Linked DNA regions of Homo sapiens: region 1 is linked to region 2. A link is a contact called in ENCODE Hi-C or POLR2A ChIA-PET data. All regions are on one chromosome and are shown on one strand. The core of a region is the stretch at or near the end of the contact, and the rest is flanking DNA. Distances in the headings are between cores, read along the strand shown. Region 1 overlaps TSPAN15 (tetraspanin 15). Region 2 overlaps HK1 (hexokinase 1).

What was found. Hi-C counts contacts between places; a loop is a spot of excess contacts on that map. ChIA-PET counts read pairs that join two places held with the same protein, here RNA polymerase II (POLR2A). Pooled maps may share reads with other maps.
Region 1: a loop to region 2 is called in a pooled map, with 2.5 times the contacts of the local background. The contact joins two enhancer-like sites. A Hi-C loop is called at or near these places in 1 of 50 pooled maps. POLR2A ChIA-PET finds 5 or more read pairs at or near these places in 2 of 52 experiments (WTC11 and activated naive CD4-positive, alpha-beta T cell).

What each region holds. Positions count from the first base shown.
Region 1 is chr10:69,471,555-69,475,780 of GRCh38, forward strand. The region is part of intron 1 of TSPAN15 (tetraspanin 15); the gene reads left to right. Among named protein-coding and RNA genes, the nearest start is that of TSPAN15, 22 kb to the left of the region's middle. RefSeq lists an enhancer at 3,499-3,793. Within about 2 kb of position 2,022, at least 6 of the 41 ENCODE cell types and tissues checked have a DNase peak (open chromatin) inside an H3K27ac peak, as active enhancers do.
Region 2 is chr10:69,350,401-69,354,812 of GRCh38, forward strand. All of the region lies in intron 2 of HK1 (hexokinase 1), which reads left to right. Among named protein-coding and RNA genes, the nearest start is that of HK1, 34 kb to the left of the region's middle. Within about 2 kb of position 2,316, at least 2 of the 41 ENCODE cell types and tissues checked have a DNase peak (open chromatin) inside an H3K27ac peak, as active enhancers do.

The DNA of each region.
Region 1 (4,226 bases), core at 772-3,271, 120 kb after region 2:
CTCTCACTCTCCCCTTCTCCCCACCTTCTCTCCCTCCCCTCTTCCCTCCCCTCCCCTCCCCTTCTCTTTCGACTCTGGTACCCAGGCTGGAGTGCAGTATTGCAATCTCGGCTCACTGCAGTCTTGATCTGAGCTCAGGCCATCCTCCCACCTCAGCCTCCCAAGTAGCTGGGATCACAGAGCCGTGCCACCACACCTGGCTAATTCTTCTTACTTTTTGTAGGGATGAGGGCTCCCTGTGTTGCCCAGGTTGGTCTCAAACTTCTGGACTCAAGTGAACCTTCAACTTCCACTTCCCAAAGTGCTGGGATTACAGGCATGAACCACTGCTCCCAGCTATCTCTTGTTATTTCTAAATGGGCTAATAAATATTTAAAATAAGTCTCAGTTTTAATTTATGGTAAATAATTGATGGATATCATCATAAACAAAAGCTCCAGAATCTTCAAACATTTTTAACAATGAAAAGGAGTTCTGAGACCAAAAACTTTGAGACCCACTGGCTTTAAACAATGCCTGGTGTGCAAAAACCACTCAGTCAATAGATGTCATGTGAATAAATGGACTTCTTGGCTTAACCCATGAGACCTGGCCTTGGTGCTCTTGCTTCTGTGAACCTCCCTGTTCGCCTCCCCTTCCCTCATCCTCTGCCTGTCCTTGATTCCAGCTCTGCTGACCTGACCTGCTGTTCCTGTGGTACCTTCATGGGCATCTGGAACTCCTTATCCCTATTGTCCACCTTAGGAATTCCTGCTTGTCCATTAAATGGACTCCGTTCAAACGTAACCTCCTCCAGGAAGCCTTCCCTGATCTTGCCTTTCTGATTTAGTGTCTCCTCTCTGGCGCCTTTGCACACTTGATCACATCTACCCCAGGGTTTTGCTGATTCCCACATGTGTTGGTGTGCTGGTATGTCTCTCACCAGACAGAGCTCCTTGAGGACAGGAACTCATCTTATCTGCTTATTCCAAATGTCTGGTACATAAGAGGTGCTTAGTGTATGTGGAATCAGTGAGTGCTGCCTTGGAATTCAGAATAGGGACTCCTCCCTCCCTGGAATTAACCCTGGACCAAAGAGGGTCTGAAGGGGAAATGGTTTCTGGCTTCTGACTTGGGTTTTGAAATGTCAGCATTACAACAGTGCTACATGGTTACTGGGGAAGAAGTAACATTTACTGAGCGCCTGCCGGGTCCCAGGAGCTTTTGCGTGGCATCTGGCTTCAGGATATTGTGGTTTGTTTGGCCATTGTGAACTGGCTTGGGCCCTAACCACTTTCTGTCTGGCTTCCATGAGGACAGTGTGGTCTTGTAACTAAGTCACCAAACTTCTGTGAACTTCTGGGACATCCTAACACATTTGCATAGTACGTGCAGACTGTGAAGTTGTTGAGGGCAAAGTTGTATGTGTGTTGCTGGATCTAGCCACCATGTCCTGTATGCTGTCCATAAGAGATACCCGGAATTCCCTGTCCAAAGGGCATAGTTAATACTCTCAATATCACTACCAGCAAGGGCTTCCCATTGTTGGTTTTATAGATATTCAGAAGTGGAGAGATATCCCTATAGCTGGGGTGATCCAGGAAGACTTCCCAGGGGAGGAGGGCATTTTGTTGTTGTTGTTTTTAGACAGAATCTTGCTCTGTCACCCAGGCTGGAGTGCAGTGGCACGATCATGGCTCGCTATAGCCTTGATCTCCTGGGCTCAAGCGATGGGAGGAGGGCTTTGAGCTGAGCTTGGAGGATGGGTATGAGCCCCTTTTGGCTTTAGTATTTCCAGGAAACTGTCTCCTTTCCAAGGCTGCTATGGGAGGCAGTGCTGGAGGTGTGTGCCTTCATCAAGGCTGGGGAGGGAAGGCATTGCTGTCCGCTTTAGGGTTTTACCCTTGCGGAAATGTGACATCCTTGGGCTGGGTGGGAGAGCAGAAGGCAGCCCGTGGGGGCGGAGTCAGAGCAGTGTGTGGGGCGAGAGGAGGAGGGGGGCCGCCCACAGTCTGCTGATGTGCCAGGATTTGAGGGGAATTTCCATGGACTCCCGGAGCAGTAGAGCAACCCTTGGGGTTGTCATGCCAACTGGGAAACTGAGGCTCAGAAAAGGTAAGGGACTTGCCCAAGGTCACAAAGAGTTGATAGCAGAGCTGGGATTGGAGCCTAGGGTGCCCATGTGGCCAGCCGCCCAGTGCTCCTTCCCTTTCCCCTTTGTCCTCTTTGGAGACATGAGCCCTTGGACTGGGGCCATTTATCTTCATTAAGGCCCTGCACGTTCCAGACACTTGAGATCTGATTGCCTCCTCTGCCTTCTATCCATAGTTCAGGGGCAAAGGGTACAGTTCCGATGTGGGATTCCATGCAAAGGGGGAAAGAATAAACCAAGGGCCACATATATAAAAAGCAATTTGATGCATTTCTTTTTTATATAGGAAACTACATCTAACATTAAAAACAAGATACATGAAATAATAATAAGCCTTAACATTGCCCAAGTTGTGTAGAGACAGTTTCTATATGCCTGATTCAGCCAGGTGTCCCCTGGGAGCCGGCAGTTCTGACTGAGCCTCACATCCTCGGCTCCTGCTGCTGGAGTTCCCTTCATCTCTGCCCACCCTCCTCCCCCCACCTGCTCTCCCCACCGCCTGCTCCTTTTCAGATGGCTCTCCCTTATGGCGGCTTCTCCTCTCAGCAGCCCAGAGGGGTCAGGACAGTGAGACCACAGGGCACTCCCATACCCCTTCCCTGGAACTCCTCTTGCCCTCACTTTGGGCCCCATGAGGATAACTCTCAGGCAGTCTCTAGGGAAGACCCTAGGCCAGTGGAGGAATAGGGGATGCATGAACCAGTTCCCAGACAGGATGGGCTCCGAAAGGCTGCCAGGACCTTGGACTGGAGGCTGTTGTATAGGACAAAGACCTCCTGTCATCTCTGTGAGCCCATGTCTCCTTTCAAAGGGTCTGAGAGAAGGAAGATCTGGGCCATCTTACTCACTTCTGCTGGTGGTGGCCTATAGTTACGAGTGGTGGAGGCTTAGCTGATTGGGTGCTGTGGGCTGCAGAGGGACACAGTCCTGGCCAGAGGAAGGAGGAGGAGGGGTGACCAGCAGTACTTTGACACAGGAATATACCCCTGAGCGGTTACCCTGGGAGGAAGCAAGCCCCACTCCAGCCCACCCCACCCAGCTCTTCATTCCTGGGCTCCCTAAGCCCATACCCAGAATTCCAGTCTCCTTTCCCCATTCCTACCCCGCAGCTAGAGCTCCAACCCCAGACAGAGGATGCTGCTGGCAGTGGCCTGAGCTGGGGACTTCCTGTCTCACTGCCAGGGCCAGACATCCAGGGTGCATCCGGGAGCACTGTCTTCTGCTCTGACTGACCTCTGGCTACTGAGTCAGCGGGGTCTGGGGGGGCCTGGCCGGAGGTCCACCCAGGGCTGAGATCTGGGAAGAAAATCACCAGACACCATTACCCATGTACGCTGGGGACACAGCCTTGGGAGGCAGGCCCGTGGCTCTCTTGGTTCAGACACATGGAAGGTGGGGAGAGAGAGACAGAGAGGTCTGGAGAGTGAGGGAGAAAGAAAACCAGGGGGAGGAGGGTGTTGGGTGGAGATGAAGTTGCTCTTGACTCTCCTTCCCATGGCTGTTTCTGTGGTTCTCCGATTAACCATGAGTCATTCTTATCCTTAAGCCTTGGAAGGCTCTGTTCCAGACTGGGATCATCGCAGAGTTCCTTCTTTGGGCTTACAGGCGTCTGAAGCCATAAACCATTTCTCAGATTTATTCTCCCAGCAGATATATTAGGCCAGTCCCTGTGCTCAGGGAGGGTCCAGTTGCATGAAGTCAAACTCTGTGCATCCTTCAGAGTCCTTCTCTGGTTTCCCCAGGAGGAAGTAATTGCTCTGCATCTTGTCTCAGAATGCCTTGGTCAGTTATTTGTTCTACCGCTTCTACCTGCCTGTCCCCAAACTCTTCCCCAAAACAGCCCAGGGCATGCCATCCCCACTCCCACCCTGTGCTTCATTTGTGGTTGTTCTGGATTAGAAATTCCACTCTCTGCCCTGGCTGGATTGAATAACTGGGGTTTGCAAAACTCCCAGCCTAGCTCCTTCACAGCCTGGAATGTGCTGTGTGCCTGTGGGAGTCTTAAATCAAGTATCTGCAACTATTGCCAACAGGAGGGGTAGCAAAACAGACTGGTGTGCCCACTTTGCTTCCTAGAGAGGTTTGTTTTCCAAAG
Region 2 (4,412 bases), core at 1,066-3,565:
GCGTATAGGACCAGCACTTTGGGAGGCCGAGGTGGGCGGATCACAAGGTCAAGAGATCGAGACCATCCTGGCCAAAATGGTGAAACTCCGTCTCTACTAAAAAATACAAAAATTAGTTGGGCGTGGTGGTGCATGCCTGTAGACCCAGCTACTCGGGAGGCTGAGGCAGGAGAATTGCTTGAACCCGGGAGTTGGAGGTTGCAGTGAACCAAGATTGCGCCATTGCACTCCAGCCCGGGCAACAGTGTGAGACTCCATCTCAAAAAAACAAACAAACAAAAACATGAAATAAATAAATGTTTAGGTGAACATTAAAACAGCAAATTAATTAAGTAAAATATTAAAATAAAAAGTACCGATCATTTCATCTCAGTGTAGTATTTGCTTTTGTGCCCCTTTTCCCCCTATGCACAAGTGGTTTATAGTTGTTTATCAGACTGAGCTTTCACTGTCTTCATTAGAGAATGAAGCAAAATAAAACCAAAGCTGGCCGGGCGCCGTGGCTCACGCCTGTAATCCCAGCACTTTGGGAGGCCAAGGCAGGCGGATCACGAGGTCAGGAGATCGAGACCATCCTGGCTAACACAGTGAAACCCCGTCTCTACTAAAAAAAAAAAAAAAAAAATTAGCTGGGCGTGGTGGCGGGCTCCTGTAGTCCCAGCTACTTGGGAGGCTGAGGCAGGAGAATGATGTGAACCTGGGAGGTGGAGCTTGCAGTGAGCCAAGATCACGCCACTGCACTCCAGCCTGGGCGACAGAGCGAGACTCCGTCTCAAAATTAAATAAATAAATAAATAAATAAATAAATAAATAAAACCAAAGCTAGGCCAGGCACGGTGGCTCACGCCTATAATCCCAGCACTTTGGGAGGCCAGGGCAGTCGGATCATCTGAGGTCAGGAGTTTGAGACCAACCTGGCCAAGGTGGTGAAACCTCGTCTCTACTAAAAATACAAAAAATGAGCTGGGCGTGGTGGTGGGTGGCTGTAATCCCAGCTACTGGGGAGGCTGAGGCAAGAGAATCGCTTGAACCCCGGAGGCGGAGGTTGCAGTGAGCCGAGATCGCGCCATTGCCGTCCAGCCTGGGCAACAAGAGTGAGACTCCGTCTCAAAAACAAAAACAAAAACAAAAAAAACAAAACAAAAAAACCCAAAGCTATAAGGAATCATGGAAGTTGAAGAGCCCCAGAAAAGAAGTGTAGCCATTCCTGATGTGCTGAAGTCTCTCTCTGGCCCCCACTTTCCTTGGGGATCCTTGTCCCTGAGTTCTGTCCAGGAGGCAGTTTTCATGGTTATACATTATGGCTTCGGATTCAAATGCTGACTCTGCCACTTACTGGTTGTGCGTTTGGGCAAGTTATCTAACCCCTCTTTACCTTTACTTGCTCATCTGTAGAATGGGCATCCTGACAGTACTGACTTCATAGGGTTGTGAAGATTGAAAATAAAAGGATACGTATAAGCACTTAGTGATTGGTACAGAAAGACTCAGTGAATGTTAGCTGATGGATGGTCAAATAAAATGTTTCTGATATTCTAGTGACTCACCTGCGAGGAGCTACTTCATACTGAATTCAATTTTTTCAGTTATTTCAATTTTTTTTTTTTTTTGAGACAGAGTCTTGCTCTGTTGCCCAGGCTGGAGTGCAGTGGCATGATCTCGGCTCACTACAACCTCCGCCTCCTGGGTTCAAGCGATTCTCCTGCCTCAGCCTCCTGAGTAGCTGGGATTACAGGCACCTACCACTACACCCAGCTAATTTTTGTATTTTTAGTAGAGACAGGGTTTCTCCATGTTGGCCAGGCTGGTCTCGAACTCCTGACCTCAAGTGATCCACCCGCCTCAGCCTCCCAAAGTTCTGGGATTACAAGCATGAGCCACTGCGCCCGGCTGAATTCAATTTTTTAACCTAGTGGTGGTGTAAAGTACTGTTGGAGTTAGGACTCCAATGGGAGCCCAAAGAAAATTCTATATTGATTTGAACAATGCCACAAAGTCGGGGTCAGAATTTCCACCAAATCTATGACACCTGCTTCCCAGCATTCTCCCTTGTTCTCTCTCTTTCCTTTGGACCACAAATAATTTAAAACCAGTGGCTTCATGTGATATATACATATAATGGAATATAATCGGTTCATAAAAAGGAATGAGGTACTGATCCACGCTACAGCATGGATGAGCCTTGAAAACCTTATGCCGGGTGAAAGAAGCCAGACACAAAGGACCTAATATTATACAATTCCACTTATATGAAATGTCTGGAATAGGGGCATCTGTAGAGCAGAAAGTACATTAGTGGTTGCTGGGAGATAGGGAGGTTGGGAGGAAATGGTGAATGGTTGTTAATGGGTATGGAATTTCTTTTGGGATGATGAAAATTTTCTAAAATTAGATAGTGGTGATGGTTGCACAACTCTGTAAATATGCTGAAAACCACTGAATTTTTCACTTTAAAATGGGTAAAAATTGTATGCTATATTATTATATCTCAATAAAACTGTTATTAAAAAAACAACCAACCAATATGTGAAATAATAAGAAATATACATGTTGGTCTCTGCCCCTAGTCTCTAGCATTTAGCTTCTAAAACCCTTGTAATTTCTTGAGCAATACAGGTGCTAGGAGAATCTTTGATCCTGGTCCTGACTCAGAGCTCCTAAATCCCTTGGAATTTCTTGGGTGATAGGAGAGTCTCTTTTGTTCCTTGGTGGGACCCTGGATAGCCTCAGGATGGGGGGCTGGTTGCCAGGGGGAACCAACCATGTGATCAGAGGGTTGCTGTCAGCCCCAACCCCCATGCCGCCTCCAGGGAGGGAGAGAGCCTGAAAATAGAGCGAATAAACCAATGGTCGATGATTTAATCAATCGCAACTGTGTAATGGTGCTTCCACAAAAACCTAAAACAGGCCAGGTATGATGGCTCACGCCTGTAATCCCAGCATTTTGGGAGGCCCAGGTGGGTGGATCGCTTGAGCCTAAGAGTTTGAGACTAGCTTGGGCAACATGGTAAAACCCTGTCACTACACAAAATACAAAAAAAAGTTAGCCAGATGTGGTGGCACGTGCCGGTAGTTCCAGCTACTCGGGAGGTTGAGGTGGGAGGATCGCTTGGGCTCTGGAGGTTGAGGCTGCAGTAAGCTGTGATCATGCAACTGCACTGCACTCCAGCCTGGGTGACAGAGTGTGACCCTGACTCAAAGAACAAACAAACAAAACCAAAAAAAAAAAAAAAAAGCAAAAAGAAGAAAACCTAGAATGACTGAGTTCTGGTAGCTTCTGTCTAGCTGAACACATGGAGGTTCCTGGGTGGCACATCTGGAGGGGGCATGGAAACTCCTGCCCTTTCTCCCATGCCCCTCCCTGTGTATCTCTTCCATCCAGTTCTTCATCTGTATTTATTGTAATATCCTTTATAGTAAATATGTAAATGTAAGTGAAGTGTTTTTTCTGGGTCTGTGAGCTGCCGTAGCAAACTAATGCAACCCAAGGAGGGGGTTGTAGGAACCCCGATTTATAGTGATCAGCCAGAAGCACAGGCCACAACCTGTGCTTGTGACTGGTGTCTGAAGTTGGAGGGAGGGCAGCCTCGTGTGAACGAGCCCTCGACCTGTGGGATATGATGCTATCTCCAGGTAGCTAGTGAAATAATTGAATTGAATTAGAGAGCATGGAGCTGGTGTTCACTGGAGAATTCACTGCAGAATTACTTGCTTGGTGTGTGGGGAAAAACCCACATGCATCCAGGGTCACAGGTGTGTTCTGTGTTGTGGTGAGTAGAGAAAAGGAAAAACATACTCTGGTTTTTCCTCTGTGTGTGTCTCACATGATGGCGTAACTGCTTTGTGCTTAATAAACAGCAAGCAGGGGTGCTGTATTAGTCCGTTTTCATACTGTTAAAAAGAACTGCCTAAGACTGGGTAATTTATAAAGGAAAGAAGTTTAGTTGACTCACAGTTCAGCATGGCTGGGGAGGCCTCAGGAAACTTACAATCATGGTGGAAGGAGAAAAGGCATCTTCCTCACAAAGCGGCAGGAAGGAGAAGTGCTGAGCGAAGGGGGAAGAGCTCCTTATAAAACCATAAGGTCTCATGAGAACCCACTCACTATCACGAGAACAGCATGGGGGGAACCACCTCCATGATTCAGTTACCTCCACCTGGTCTCTTTCTTGATATGTGGGCATTGTGGGGGTTACAACTCAAGATGAGATTTGGGTGGGGACACAAAGCCTAACCATATCAGGTGCCTTGAATGAATGAATGGACCACCAGTCCCTGTGACCAGGCAGCTAATGAGCATTTGCTGAGCTGTCCTGGGTGCCAAGGACAGAGAATCCCAAGTTGTGGTCTTTCCCTCAAGGAACTTGAGAACGAAGATAGGAACAGGCTGGGCGCAGTGGCTCATGCCTGTA